4 separate regions of the Mus musculus genome follow, and all the other regions are linked to region 1. Evidence: chromatin loops called from intact Hi-C (ENCODE). Cell type or tissue: heart. All regions are shown on one strand. Region 1 has its middle 25 kb from the start of Fam50b. Region 2 has its middle 59 kb from the start of Fam50b. Region 3 has its middle 11 kb from the start of Gm36839. Region 4 has its middle 50 kb from the start of Fam50b.

Region 1 (4,000 bases):
TTAACCTTGTAGTTCTGTAAAGTACTGATGGTAAATCTCTGGACAATAACCTTGTCCCTCATGGCTCTTCTAGGTGGCCCACTTGCTCCATAGTGCTCTATGCCACCTGTAGTAAACACAAGCTCTCCTTTCCTTTGTGGAACCTCTTGCTCTACAGTATCTGACTTAGAGACTGAACTTCCCTAGGGGTTCAGCAGTCTCCACCTTAGCTAAGGTGGCAAAGTGACTTAGGCAGGAATAGCTCTTCAATCTCCATTCCTTTTCAGTTGCCTTGAGACATGCCTGACTAAGAGTTTCATCCCTTGACTTTGCCAGCCCTAGGAATCTATCCCTTCATCAGGGATTCAGGACAGTGACTGGAATATATTACAGTTTTACAACAGATGATAACAAAGGTAAATATAACACTGATTATACACCCATTGCTGTTGTAAGTACTTTATATACATAAATTCACATGCTATGATTTGGATGGGAATTTTGCCCAAAGATTCATATGTCCTCAATATTGTGATTCTGGAATGTGATAGGACCCTAAAGAGGTGAAGAGTTGCTTAGAGCAAGGTAATTAGGTCACCGAGAGCTCTGCTTGTAGAGAGGATTAACACAGTTCTAATGAGACCCCAGTTAGTTCTCTTGAGAATGGGTTTTATGAAACAACAAATTGGCCGTTCCTTGGTTTCTGGGTTCCATTCTTACCATGTGATCTTTCCTTCTTTCAAATGACCTGTTATACATCATGGCCACGGGGACTGTCACCACAGGTAAGCAAATGCCAATACCATGCTCTTGAACCTCCAAAGCCATTAACACAATAGACTTATTTTATGTGTTGTCTAATCTCAAGTATTTACAACAACATAAGCAGATTAATATCCTATAAAAATATTCTAATAGACTCATAAGATACCTGTCTCAGCACCATCATTATTGGTTGAGGAAACAGACAGATTTCAACTAGAGCCCTACTTGACACAGCTAATGATTAAGTAGAAAAAGACTATAGTAAACAGACAGACTGGATTCACTTTGCATTTTGTTGGTTTTTTTTTTTCTGAAATTTTAACTTCCATTTATATCATTTTACAGGAAGAAAAAATATCTTTGCTAATTGCTAACAATTACTTCTTACTAAAGAACAAAAACCAACCCCAGACATCTGTCTTTATACTTTAATGATGGTGATTGGGACTCCATGAAACTTTAGTCAGGAAGAAACGTTCTTCTATCCTTCACATCCCTCACCCAGCCATCACTTCCTCCCTCACATCCTTCCTCTCTCTCCCGCCTCAACAACCAGACGCAATCCCATAAGAAAGTTCTTGGATTTCTTTCTTCCTAGACAGAGCTTTTGGAAGGCACATCTCTCTTAGTGGAAGAAAGCTCTATAAAGAAGATCCCTGCAGTGTGCCAAATGGTGAAATAAGAATTACTCAATTTTTATATAACAATAAATCAGAGCCAGCAGCACTTCCTAGGGAGTTATTAGTAATAGGAAATGAATGTTCCAAAAGCCAAGCTGATGGCAGGATGCCAAAAGGGTGTGGATGCAAGAGAACTGACTGAAAATGCCTTCACAAGTGGGGCCTTGGAGTCCCCAGTCAGAATGACAGACGTGGTGAGGTCACTGCACACGAATGAGTAAATTCACAGCTACTGCAGGTCGGGTCATAGTGATGTCATCTTCCTGTGTTAGAAAGCATGCTCTGTAGCCTGGTAAAGAAGAGTAATCCACCTATAATTCCAAACTTGGGAGCCTGAGGCAGGAGGATGGCAAATACCAGGCCATCCTGGGCCACGTCTCAAGACCCTGACATAGAACAAGCAAATGAAAGAGCATGACCACTTTCTACAATGAAATTATGAGAATGGGCCATTGCTTTCTGCTCTTGGGACCTGGTATTTATGACAAGGAAGGCTCAGACTGTCTTTGGGAACTTTTAAGCTAAGATGCCGAGTTAGAAGTGTTTTCCAATAAGCAAAGACCCAGAACAGGGCCACAGAAGAACACTTTTTAGAAGTGTTTGGGGAATGAATTATTTGCGTATTGTGGCTACAGAGTCAAAACATAGCTCTAGAGGAAGAATGTCATGAACAAACAACTGACTCACTTCAAGGCTGGCTATGCAAGGGCCAGCTCTGAAGGAAGTACAGCTCCTGGGACAGGCGAGGGAGGGCTGGGCAGTGTGGTGCTGAACTACAGTGTGTTTCAGTACATGTATACACACATGTGCCTCGTGAGGGTGCTTGTGTTGAACATGTCCTCAGGTTCTAGGGACACTTGTGGACCCATAGTGGACATCAGATGATTTCTCCAGATCTGAACTCCCAGGGCCTCCAGAGGCACCCAAGAGGATATAGCTATAGAGGACTAAGAAGGGACTAAGCTATCTAGCTGACCTTGCCTCTGTGGTCATGGCAGAGAGAAATATAGTCTATTCTTGGTGTGGACAATTTCTAAATCTGTGGATTTAGCTAATGACAGATGGGAAATATAGTAAACTCTCCATGGCATTATAAAGGATTTAGACATGATTAGTGTATATGAAAGGCTATACATAGGTTAGATGTAGATCTTATACCATTCTACATAGGGAACTTGAGCATCTGTGGAGTTGTAGCTGGGGGATTGTAGACCTGTGTTTCTGTGGATACCATAGGATGACTGTAGACACCATCAATCCAGGAAGAGAAAGTAGGAACTGTTGTACTAATGATTTAATCTCAACTCAGGGTTTCTACCCAGTCTTAGATCATTCAGTTTCCAGATAAAAGACACACAACTCTTCTATTCATAATAAGCCTTAATCAGCAGTACAGCTGGGTAGGTATCTACCCTCTAGGCTATCAGAATCTACTTCCTCATCAACAACACACTATGTTCCATCTAGGGTGTTCTTAACTCCAATTGGCCAGCCCTCGGGGCCGTGTTTTCATGACTCACTTACCCCATGCCAATTTCTCCTCTCGTCGCCTTCTTCCTTCTCCTCCTGGTCTCTCCTCTCTCCTGTTGCTTCTTCACTCGCAACAGGTAATTTAAAACCCACCTACGTCTAAGTAATCCCTCCAGTAACTGGCTGTAGCCAATTTTATTTAACCAATAGTTTTAAACAGGGTTTGCACAGCAAATGCTTATAAATGTGAGAATTCATTCCTGGCCTGGGCTTTCTGGTACAAAATTTAGCATTACAATACAGAGCAACAGACTAAGCTTCAATAAGAACAACACATGTAGCGTGGAACCTGGCAAGTAAGAACACACATTTGTATTTTCTTAGACTTAGATGGAAGGACTTGTAAGCTGATAAAAATCCCTACCATGTGACTGTATTATTAAGAAATCTTAGTTACAATAGATAAATGGGAAGAGGTCTGCTTCACTCAGTATCCATAGCACAAGGGGATGGTTGAAGCATCTGACAAATGCTGAAACAGCTTAGGGAGTCCAGGACTTAAACAAATTCACACCAATTGTGGCAGGACTCGAACCCAGAACTCTCTAGAGATTCTCTATCTCATACCCTTTTCAGAGGAAATGTTATTTATTACAAGGCCCACTTGTCTGGAGTGGAGATAAATAAGACCCAGATTCTCCCATATCATTTAGTGATTGCCAGAAACCAGATGTTTAATAATAGGGGAGGAGGGAATATACCTGGTCCTGTTGAATAAATGCAATCAGTTTTATGGTGGCATCCACCAAGCTGGGGGCCAGAGAGACAGTTAAGAGGTTCATAGTCTTTACTGCTTTTGTCAGGACCTGAGGTTCAGTTCCCAACAGCCACATCAGGCAGTTGATAACCTATTTCTCCAGTTCTGGGGGATCTGTTGCCCTCTTCTGGTTTCCTTGAACTCCTGCACATCTATGGTACACATAAACTCATTCAAGCCAATACACACACATACACACAGGTGCTCGCGTGCACACACCCCTGTTATATGTCTGACCCCTCCCACTTGCTGACTTCACCTGCCCCATGGCTTGTCTAAGCTCACAGGA
Region 2 (4,000 bases), 85 kb after region 1:
CCATGGTAGCTATAGTAATATATTTACCATTCTTCATCCACGCAGAAATGGCCCTAATTGCTCTTGAAACATCAGGCAGTTTTAAGTCCTGCACATGCTATTTTGTCTCCTGTTGTACACGGCTGCAATCAAGCTTAGTTTATAAGCCAGACAAAGATCAAGGGTTACCAATAACATCTAATGGCAGAACAATCTTAATAAATAGATTGCCACTAAAAAATTTCTGTGGAATTTTGTTCTCTCTGGGATTTTCCTTCACTGTTTTCTGTGTACTGTGGATTTTACATAACTTATACCAAGGCAGGTAAAACCTTAGAGAGGGGAGCAAGCATCACTGTATGAAATAATGACTTCCACCTCATAAGCAGAAGCTGCAGCACCAGTCAGGCAAGCCTCTCGAGCCCCTGGGTGGCCGCCTACCTACTTTCTTTACCCTGAGATCTCACAACCTCTTGGCACACCATTTCACACCACACGTGCCTATTCCCACTTCCCACTGGACTGTAAGCATCATGAGGGTGAAGCTTTGGTAGATGCTGTTTCCTGCTGTGTTCCTAATATCCAGGGCAGGGCCTGGCACCCAGAACTAGCAACGGACACAGAGTGACTGTCACAGAGGCTTTAATACCAGTCTGAGACATACTGGCCTCGTGACTTTGTAATAAATCACTGCCTTCTCAAATCTTCATTTTTTCTCTCCAGAACAGGCACAAGAGGGCTGTCAGCAGGACTAACTTGGGTGGAAGTACACACTTACTGTCCAGCGCTGCAGACACATAACAGGTTCATGTCATTTAGTGGCAACACTTGAAAATATTACAAACCACTTAAAACTGCTTATTTTGAACTTTGGGATCGTCTCCTCTGTAGGCATCATAGGAAATGAAAGTGCTCCCTCAAGAAAACGAGCCGTGTCCAGCCTCTGAGGACCTGGCCTTGTGGTATGAAAGGAGGAAGTGGGGAGACTGCCCACTGCATGATGTCTCAAAGCTGGTGAGAACTGAGGTGACCCAAAGATTCCAGAGATCTGTCAATGGTCCAAATTAACATCCTTGGGGTTTTCCTCGTGTGCTGTAATCGAGTGTGGAGGCACATTGGGAGATCGTATTGAAGGAGACTGATTTCTGATAACAGCACCAGTCTAAGAGAAAGTGCACCAGCCCGTAAGCAATCAAAGGGAAGGGAAAAAAACAGAAAAGATTATTCAAGGATTCTCCTCATGGCTCATGTGGGACACTTGTCTGGAGTTTTCTTGTTTGTTTTGTTTTTTAACTTTTTTTTTTTTCACAAATTCCATAGACCAAAAATCTTTCCTCTGTAAATTTCCTCTCTTCAGTACAAAACTCATGTTTACAGAGACCAGGTCAGGGTGTCAATGGGCCACTGCAGGAACACAAAAGCTGATCAGTCCTACTGCCAAGGCCAAAATATGCAACAGATCAAGCTACTCAAACCAGTCACACTTGTCACTGTCCTAAGCACGTATGCCAGGACCCACTTAGGAAGATGTGTGTCACATCCCCTCTACAGGCTCACCAGACTCCAGCGTCAAAGGTGTCTAGCCTCACCAGGTCCCTGTCCCCAGGGAAACAAAGTAGTCACATCTCTAAGACAGGCTCAGAACTTACAAATTGGGTTTCAAGGAAGTCAACACCCTAGTTGTTCTGGAGTGATTTTGAAGTGACAGCTTTTTTTTTTTTTTTTTTTTTTTTAATGGCAGGAACCAAGAGGTGAGCGCCACCTGGTGGAGAGGCTATTTCTCAGTGGCAGTAGGGCACCACCCCCCCAACATCCCTTCTCACTTACTTGGATCCAAGCAACACATTGTGAAAGAATAATTCTCAACATTCTTTTGGAGCTTAAACAACAACAAAAATTTAAGAGCCCAATGTCACACTATTTATTTACAAAATAACACATTCATTTTTGATTGTATGTTTCTCTCTACCTTGGCACTGGAGATGCTGAAATGAGCAGTCTTGCTTATGCTTTGAAGTCCTGAGTCGTAAGGAGTCAGAGACAGATATGAAGCTGAGTAAGTATTGTGATTTCAAACACGCAGCAACAAGAACAAAAATGTTGGAGGTTTAGAGAGAAGGTCTGGGTTCTATAGAACAACAATTGCCACCATGTATGAAAGTCTCCAGAGCCTCTGAGACCAAATGTCCAACCCCCTCAAAGCCTCCCCAGGCTCCCAATGAGTTCCAGCTAGAGCCACACAGTGGCCGCGTTGACAAAGCCAGTTCTGGAAGGGCCCTCTGCTCTCCTTGGCTGGGCTGGCTTGGGTGTGGACACATGGCTTTTCCTCTTACTTCATCTGAGACAGATTGGAATTTTCCAATAGGAATGTTTACAGGGCAACTCAGGGAACAACAAGAGCACAAAATGAAACACAAAATTATATAAGAACCTGCTTGATGAACAAAGGTGACAGAAACTCCAGCACAGATTTGCTAGACAGGAAGAAGCTGGTGTGTGCATCTAGGTCAGGTCACAGATGAGTCTACGTGGGGTAGATTAGAGAGCCCCGCAGACCATCCTTCAAACTCTTTCCTGGATTCTGTCCTGGGATGAGCTCATAAACTCCATGTTCCTCGCTTACATGGTCGGTCTTCCTGCCTGGCCCTGAAACCAGAATCTCGGATGGTTTCGTTGTTGTGTATAAGGATAATGGATGTTCTGTACTACATCTGAAAGTAAGGACTTTGGTAGAATCTGTCTTCTGACTTACTGTTTCAATGTTATCTTAAGAAGAGAAAGAATAAAATACCTCTCCTTTAAGGCAGTGTTATTTGGGTCTAAGATAGGTAGTCTGGCCAATGGAGACCATGAGGAGGCAGTGCTGAATTCCAGAAGTTAACTCTCAGGAATGTAGCCACCCAGTGAAGATGCCGAGCAGTGCTGTGGCAACTCTGCCTGCAGTGCTGGGTGCGAGTGTCAGCAAGCTATAAGCAGGTGTCCTCAGGGTACTTTGGGAACTGGGTTTTTGAATCCCTGCTCTGCCTCATTAGCCGCACTTTCCTTGGGCAAGGTTCCGTCTAGGAGAGGATTTGAGCCAGGCATCTTGTGGCAGCTTCTAACAACAGAGACTTCTTTCTCTTGCTTCTGGAGAGTGGAGAAGAGCAGCAGAGATGACCAGCACTGCTGGCTTCTCACTGTATCTTTGCATATGAAAAAAAGGTCTGTAGAACCCTTTGGGGCCTCACCCTTAAGACCTGTGTACTCCTTAAGGCCTCATCTCCTAGCCACTACCTTAATGGCTTCAGTTAAATATTAAATGGAGGCATCCTTACCCATGAAATGACACAGACCACACAGATTGTAATATAAGATATAAGATGGGTTGATTACAGTGCCTGGCAACATAAGTAAGTTCACAATAATTGGTGGTAAGTTTCGCTGCTGTTACTTCCCTGTACCTAATACACAGGCAGTGGACTTTGAGGGAGACATTGTGCTTTACCCTGAAGCAGACCTGGGGAAGGGTAAATTATAGAGGCCAAGTGTTACCACATTCTCCAGAAGTCTATGGATTGACAAAATCCTTTTAAACTACTTTTCTTGCAGTGAAATAGAAAAGCAAACAAACAAAAAACAAACAAACAAACAAAAAGCCTCAAAATCATAGCGACTCAGCTCAGGAAGTCGCCACAATGTGCACACAACTTGGAATTAGAGGTAAGGCTGTGGGACCACAACCCTGCTGGAGCCCCTCTCAATCCTTAGTCTACAGGCATTTCTGGAAGGAAGTAGCCGTCTCTCTGTTTCCTCTTCCTGTCCCACCAAGGCCCTCTGTGCTGCCTGACGTCACTCATGGCTATAATTTTTAATATCTTTAGTTCATGTTTCTTAGGCTATTAGGATATTATGACAGAAATGACCGAGGTACCTTTACCAGGATCCCAAAGCCAAGGCCTCAGCTGCCCTGGAAGAGACCTCTTCCTGAACGTCCTGTCATAGCATGTAATTGACAGAGCTGTGACACACCGTCACCAAAGGT
Region 3 (4,000 bases), 150 kb after region 1:
CCAAATTAATAAAGAACAGACAAAAAAAGAGCAATAAATAGGCGAAAAGTATGAATGGTCATTGCAAGACGAGAATAAACATATGGAGAAAATCTAATCCTTGCTAGTGTCAAAAAAAGTCAGCAGAGACAAAATCAGATAATTTTTTGACCCTCTTTGAAATGAAAATATCTCTCCTGATCATTGCTCATTTGTGTTTGTTAAGCTTTCTTATTGATTCCTCTTTTTTTTTTTTTGAGACAGGGTTTCTCTGTGTAGCTCTGGCTGTCATGGAACTCACTCTGCAGACCAGGCCAGCCTCGAACTCAGAAATCTGCCTGCCTCTGCCTCCTGAGTGCTGGGATTAAAGGCGTGTGCCACCACTGCCTGGCTCTCTTATTGATCCCTTTGCCTGAATAGCTTTATTGACCAGATTGGTCATATGGTACAGTGGTGCTGATCACAGAATCTCTTATCCTTTCCAGGAGAGTTTACATTGGTACCAACACTTCTGCAAAATATTTAGAACTATCTATGCATACTTATGGAAGATAAGAGATTATTTAAATGCTTATTAGAGGAAGAATGAAAAATAAATTCTGGCAAATTCACAGAATAGCACGGTATCCAAAGATTCACACCGTCTTGAAAGATTATATATAGAATGATTCGTCTTAAAAAGAACTAAAATAAAAAAGATTTAAAACAATAATATTTTTAGGAAACAGAGATGAAAAATTCATTCTTTGAGTCAAAGGAATAATGGTAGAAAAGAAAAAGAGAGAAAGAAAGAAAGAAAGAAAGAAAGAGAAGGAAGGAAGGAAGGAAGGAAGAAAGAAAGAAAGAAAGAAAGAAAGAAAGAAAGAAAGAAAGGAAGGAAGGAGGCATGAAGCCTGTGTTAAGTTCCAAAGACTGAAGAGAGGTTGGGCCTGTTGAATGGGGGAGCAGTTTCAGGGATCCTCAACCAGCATCATTAAATATGTGAAAGGCAAGCACAGGCCTGCATGGATTGTTAATATGAGGGTGTCAACAAAGGCCCATGTGGATTGTTGATAAGAATTTGTCCCAACCCTAAGGTTATGGATCTCTACCTCTGTGTATAACTTGAAGTATGTCTTTAAAAAGCTCAAATCACAGCTAATAACAATCTCAGATTAAATTTTTCTTAAAATACAGGTTAATTAAAAGGAAAAGATTTAAAAAAAAGAAATCTGGCCATATTAAGCATCTACTTTTCAAGTTGGAGAAAATAAGATACTGATTAATTACCACTCTTTGTGTCAAAATACTCAGCGAGTAAAAATACAGCCATGGCAGATTCAAAAAGAGAATCTTGTCAATAGAGCTATACAGGCAAAGGTAACAGTAAGAAAACTTAACAAAGGCAAATTAGCAACCATCAACAGAGATGCCAATTACCACTACCAATTTGTGAGGATTAAAAGAAAGTGAAACAAATTCAGACATAGTGGTGAATGCTTTTACTCCCAGCATTTGGGAGACAGAGGCAAGAGGATCTCTATGAGTCTGAGGCTAGCCAAAACTACATAGTGAGATTCTGTCTTGAAAAAAAACCAAAAACAACCAACCCCCCCCCAAAAGAGGTGAAAAACCCTTCAATATTATTATTTTACTTATTCATTTAAATGAATTGAGATGCCATTTGAGAAAGTAATATTAATAATATATTCACATGTATTTATTTAATTAGCTTTAGGATGAACATAAACAAATTAGTCAGTATATAAATGTACATGACTTTGTTAAAAAAAAAATACAAGAATACAAGTTGCCACAGAGTAATGGCCTATTCTATGCTTTACCAGCTTCCAAGTAGAGACTTCTTAAAGTAAAAAGTCTCTATCCAAGAATGACAGGCTCAGAAGACACAAGTCATCTTTCCACAGCCTTCTGCCTTTAAAGCAAACTTCCAGAACTCAAACACTTACTGCTGATTCAAGATCAAACATTTAACCAACAGGCTCTCAGATAGTTCAGTCCTCAGGGAATAATAAAACCCACATTAGACCATATAGGGCAACCTAGGAATGAAGGAAACTGTAACTGTGTACCATCTCTCCCCCTTCTTTTGAATATTTCCAATTTTACAAGATAGGCCAATGGGTGCTGAGATTACGAGATAACATCACACTGGTCCTTTACTGCCCTCTGCTGGAAGATGTATGTAGATACACCAAAGCTCCAGTAATTGCCAGCAATTGCAAGCTCAGTTGCCATAGACAACGTACTCTAACTGTTCTTAGCTTTACATGTAGATGTTTTAGAACAATGCACTTAAGAGATATGAGGGTTACAACGAGCGTTTGTAGAACTGAGCTGCAAACCTTACTGATATTTGATATTTACTTAAATGAGTAATCGCTCTACAAAATAATCTTTGCAGGGGGCTGGTGACGTGGGTCAGCAGTTAAGAGCATTTGCTGCTTTTGCAGAGGACCCAGGTCGGGTTCCTAGCACACCCATGGCAGTTCACAACCATCTACAGCCCCATTTCTGGGGTCTCCAACACCCTCTTCTGGTCTTCATCAGTATTCAATAAGCATAGCACACAGGCATACATGCAAGTAAACACTCATGTGCATAAAGTAGAAATTAAAAAAAATCTTTGTAGCACATAGATTTATACCTATCACATTATTATATATTATATTAAATTACATTATCTAGCCAATTTATACACAGAAAGGTAGAAATTGATAATAGTATCTAAAACTGCAGCTCAATCGTTTGTTTTGCCTTTTTTGTTGTTTTTGTTTTGTTTTGTTTTGTTTTGTTTTTGAGACAGGGTTTCTCTGTATGGCCCTGGCTGTCCTGGAACTCACTTTGTAGACCAGGCTGGCCTCAAACTCAGAAATCTGCCTGCCTCTGCCTCTGCCTCCCAAGTGCTGGGATTAAAGGCGTGCACCACCACCGCCAGGCTGTTTTGCCTTTTTGAAGTCGAAATGGAACAAATAGTTAAAGTGAATGTTTGAGGGATTTCCTAGTTAGTCTGTTGGCTGTGCCCATAATCTCTCTTAGGGAAGGCCAAGTAACCTGATGTTTGGAATGAGCAGGTCTAATCAGTTCTCAACAAAATTTATGAAGAATAGCAGGTATGTACCACAAGTTAAAAACAAAAACAAAAACCTTCCTGAGATAAGATAAACACAAAAAAGACTTCTTGGATGCTGAGTCTGTTGCCTCAACTGATGTCAGTACCTACATGCCGGCTTCTCTCTCTCTCTCTCTCTCTCTCTTTCTTCAGTTTCATCATGCTGTTTGATCTAGCATGTTGCCTAGAAAGGCTTGTGTAAACACTTTTCCAGCATGTCTCCTAGAGACCATTTTACTCACTGCTCTGTTTGGCCGCTAGCCTCTTGCCTCTCTCTTCAACAATGGTGAGGCGGATTCCTTTTCCTCAGGGAAGGGAGATCCATGGTTTGTTGCCCTTGCCAATAACAAAAATGTTGGAAGGACAAGTGGCAAAGCTGTTGCCATTGGCATCTTTCACATGAACCACAAAAAGAGCTGGGATGTCTCTCTTTGTTGGTGATTACACCAATTCTTCCCAATTTAGCACCTCCAGTCACCATACACAGGTTCCCCGTGTCGAACTTGATGAAGTCAGTTACTTTGCCTGTCTCCAAATCAATCTGAATGGTGTCGTTCACCTTGATGAGGGGATCAGGGTACCGAATAGTACGAGCATCATGGGTCACCAGTTTGAGATTCCTTTTGTGCCCACAAAGATCTTTCTCACTTTGCACAACTTGTACTTGGCCTCCTTGGGTGTAATATGATGAACAGCAAAGCGGCCCTTGGTGTCATAGATCAGACGGAAGTTCTCTCTGGTCTTGTCAATGCTGATGACATCCATAAAACCAGCAGGGTAGGTTATATCGGTCCTGACTTTCCAATCAATCTTAATGAATAGCTGCATGCAAATCTTTTTTTACTTCATCTCCAGTCAGGGCATACATACTCTGTTCCTTAGGAAAATGATGAGAGGCAGGCATTCCCT
Region 4 (4,000 bases), 76 kb after region 1:
AGTGGCATTGATAGCACATACAACTAAGTCGGGAGTCGCCCTTTCTGGTGGCACTTGCCATCACAAAATTCCATAGTCATATCCCACCTCATCCCACACCCTTTTAAAAGCAAAAACTAAGCTCTATTCTTTCCTTTTCTGGATCATTGGTGGCAGTTCTCAACTTCCCGTTGTCACTGGAACGGTATTGTCCTCCGGAAGTCTTTCTGAAGTCGGAAATCTCTATCAAGTAGAGCTTTGGGTTCTTACTGAGGTAGACAGCCCTGTGTGTTTAGGTTTGTCTCAATAAGTATACCATAAACACACTTTCACATCATGTTCCCCTCAGGACTTCAACACATTGATCTGGGTGTCTTGTCCTCTGAAGATGGACACTGCTTCCTCAGACATAGACTACTTGGGATAAAGCCCCTTTGTCTTGCATTCTAGACAAGATCATCCTTCCCCTACAAAGGGCCTGCCTGGCCAACATTTTGTACAGTACCTTCCAGAGGCTACTTAGCAATGATTTCTGTGCAGTGCACTCTGGAGTGTTCCAGGATGTCTGCAGTGTCAGCCCTTCCCAGCTGTTTTCCTCGCACAAGTCAAAGCCAGCCATCTTTATGCATCCCATAGGATCCAGCATCTCCCTGTCAAGTCTTAGGTCATTTAGTCTGGCAGGACAAATGCTACCTGCTCTGGTCGTGTGAAAACCAGCACGAGTCTTCTCCAACCGCCCACTTGTTGGATGTGGTAGACGAGGTCACTCCGTTTGCAGACTCCATCACTATGTATTGGTTGGTCTTCAAGGAGAACAGGAAGCAGACAGGGCTCATATTTCCCTTTTTAAAAAAAATGTAACTATAGTTCCCCACCAAGATATAATATTTTAAAGCAGTTAATGCATATCCTAACTTCTCTGGGATACACGCACAAAGCTTTTATGTATTCTTCCATAAAATATCATGCCATCTTATGTCTCAGAATAGACTTCAGAATTACAAGTTTAATATGGTCATAATATTCCATGCTCTTGATGTATCTTCCCTTACTAAACCACTTCCTTGTTGTTGGACATCTGGTTCGAATACATCTAAGTTTCAACAGATACGACTTCTGAGACAGTAGGATATTGTCAATGACTGGCTTCTGGAAGTGATTTTGACCTCAAAGTGCATGTATTTATGACTCTGTAGTAAATATGCTCCAAAGAAAGACGGCTCCTGAATTCGATGGTACAGGATGTGACACACACAAACAGAATTTCGGGCAAATCAGGGGGATGCGTGAAGTCCAACAGAACGTTATATATTAAGGAGTGGTGAGGATAAAATGGCTGAACAAGCACAGAATCACAAACCTCAGCCAGATTCATTGCTACAGTTTGAGTACGAAACCACACACCCGCACACGTGCACACATGCATGTGTACATGTACACACACAGCTTTATGTGCTTACTTTCCCCCAATTGATGGCTGTTCTTGAGGAGGTTCTAGAAACTTCAGGAGCTGGAGTGAGCTAGAAGGAGCGGGTCACTGGATACCTGGAAACATATTACCCCTGGCTATTTACTGTGACTTGCTGTTTCCTGGCAGTCATGGACTGAATAATAACTCTCTTCTTCTACCTGCTCCCAGTGACACACGTTTTACCTGAGCAGCCGAGACCAAAGGACCATGAGCCGAGTCCTTTAAAACTGTGAGTCAGAATGAGACTTCCTTCTCTTAAGTCGCTTTGGTCAGGCATCCTGTCACAGGAACAGCATGACTAAGGCATACATCCGATGCTGTTATCTTAATCACATTACAACTGGTGTGGACCGGTCATACTGTGGGAGATTAAGACTCTGCTGAGTCCGTGTCTAGTCTTTAAATGTCAGTAGAGTACCACACCCTCCACACCCTATAGCTTCTGTCTCAAAGCTCCCTTCTCAGTGTGTCTCTAGGAATATGGCAAGTCTGCATTTCCAGGTGTGAGCAGTGATTTCAAGTTGGGGACGGGAGGGACAGAATAGAAAGTGCTGTGAGAAGCACCTACTCCACTTACAGAGAAACAGGGGACTCAGTGTGAAGTACATGAAGATGCCTTGCAGAAGAGCAAAATGAGGAAAAACTGATGCTGTGATTGGTATATATATATATATATATATATATATATATATATATATATACACATATACATATATATGTGCATGTGTGTAGATAGATAGATAGATAGATAGATAGATAGATAGATAGATAGATAGAAGGAAATTAATGGCTACAAAGTGCTGTGGACTGTGGAAGTTTGGGCAGGTTCTTCCTCCCAGCCCCATGCTCCCAGAAATAAGACTCAGACTCAAAATATATTTACAAATACCTTGACCATATAGCTAGGCTCTTCTCTGACTAGGCCATAACTTAATATAACCCATTTATCCTCATCTACATTCTGCCATGTGGCTCAGGTACCATGCATCCATCTCATCACATCTTCCCCAGGATAAAATCCCCCATGCCTTGTTCTATCCCAGAATTCTTTTTTGCCTCCTGGATGTCTCACCTCCTGTTCTACCCTTTCCTTAAAAGCCATAGTAGTTTTAATTGACAAGTGATACACCCATATAATATACAAGATATTCTGTCTACCGCAGATGCCTCTGTTAGATGCTCTCTGAAGAGTCTGATTGCATCTTAAGTCTTCAGGGGTGAAGTTTCTCATTCCCCCTACACTATTCTTAGCTAAGCAGTGAGGCAAACCCCATCTCATGGGGTGTTCTGAGTCAGTAGTAGATGTGACCACTAGTGGCACATCACATCTACAGATGTGACTCTGTATAAATGAATGCTGTCTCATTGTCCTTCCTCCTTTGCTAACCCTACTGTGGCTTGCAGTACACCTTGAAAATTACCTAGACTTTCACCCAGCGGGATTTCATCCATTAAAAAATGTACCACCCAAAACAGCACCTTTATTCTGAGACAAGCACCAGTTGACTCAAGTTCCAGTGCTGAGCAATGTCACCACAGTGTCCCAGTGCTGAGCAATGTCACCACAGCGTCATCCCGCATCCCTCGAGTGTGTCTCAAGTGTCTCTCTATAATAAAAATGTTTTCTTGTTCCTTGGGGTTTTATCTACTTTGTTTAAATGACACATTCAACAAATACACTAAAGGAACGATCAAATTCTGTCATCCCCTAATCAGCCTTGGAGTGGGAGAGATGGCTTAGCTCTTGTAGATGACCTGAGCTTGTTCATCCATATCAGGCAGTTCACAATTGCCTGTAGCCCCATCTCCAGGGAAATCTGATGCCTCTAGCCTCCTTGAGCACCAGCATTCAGATGCATATAACCAAACACACACACACACAATCACACAATTTTTAAAAAATAATAAAAAGAAATATTTGAAATTATTCAGTGCCCCATAGTTAGGCGTGTATCAGCAGTTACCTTAACAATCAGTCAACACTGTGAGGTTCCTAAGAGATTAGTTTTACCTTTCTCGGAGTCAAGCTCAAGATGTTTTAAGAGAATAAATAAACCGTTACATTTTTCTTATTAGTGCCACTGTTACTCAGTTTTCCATCAGTGGAGTGAAGTGCCTTCGATAATTAACTTATGAGAGAGTGAGCTTATCTTGTGTTCACAGGCCTCCCTCCTCAGTTCACTGTTTCTTCACAGGCAAATTCACCAACCTTCAGACTGAAAACACATTTTTAAAAAAAAATGTGTCTGTCTTGAGCATGTATAGACTGGTTTTCTTGCATTTATCCCCCTCAACAACACAGTATAACGACTGCTTGTTTATTGTACTGTACCATATCAAGTCTGATGATGACTTCAGATATGCGGGAGGTGTGTACGGAGTCTGTGCAAATGCTACCCTAGACAGACTTGGTGGCACACACTTGTTCTTCAGCACAGAGGAGGCTGAGGCGGGAAGAATATTAATTTGAAGGCAATCTGAGCTATAGAGTGAACCTTGTTTCAAAAACCAAAACAAAAGCAAAGCAACAAAGCAAAACACCAAAATAAT

Evidence for each region. Peaks named below come from ENCODE experiments on the same cell type or tissue, not always from the same donor. Only the 100,000 strongest peaks of a DNase experiment are listed, where the experiment ranks them.
Region 2: a loop joins it to region 1, with 2.2 times the contacts of the local background. A loop is called at or near these places in 3 of 42 quality-filtered maps.
Region 3: it touches region 1 in a loop (2.5-fold over the local background); 4 of 42 quality-filtered maps call a loop at or near these places.
Region 4: a loop joins it to region 1, with 4 times the contacts of the local background. A loop is called at or near these places in 3 of 42 quality-filtered maps.

What each region holds. Positions count from the first base shown.
Region 1 is chr13:34,707,618-34,711,617 of GRCm38, forward strand. No RefSeq gene overlaps it. Among named protein-coding and RNA genes, the nearest start is that of Fam50b, 25 kb to the right of the region's middle. In heart, no CTCF peak of the experiment used is centred here; a DNase peak (open chromatin) is centred at 1,574.
Region 2 is chr13:34,792,320-34,796,319 of GRCm38, forward strand. No RefSeq gene overlaps it. Among named protein-coding and RNA genes, the nearest start is that of Fam50b, 59 kb to the left of the region's middle. In heart, CTCF peaks have their summits at 1,751 (motif pointing left) and 1,958; DNase peaks (open chromatin) are centred at 932, 1,602 and 2,262.
Region 3 is chr13:34,862,470-34,866,469 of GRCm38, forward strand. It overlaps the pseudogene Gm8231. Among named protein-coding and RNA genes, the nearest start is that of Gm36839, 11 kb to the right of the region's middle. In heart, a CTCF peak has its summit at 2,151 (motif pointing left); a DNase peak (open chromatin) is centred at 2,152.
Region 4 is chr13:34,783,238-34,787,237 of GRCm38, forward strand. No RefSeq gene overlaps it. Among named protein-coding and RNA genes, the nearest start is that of Fam50b, 50 kb to the left of the region's middle. In heart, no CTCF peak of the experiment used is centred here; a DNase peak (open chromatin) is centred at 1,724.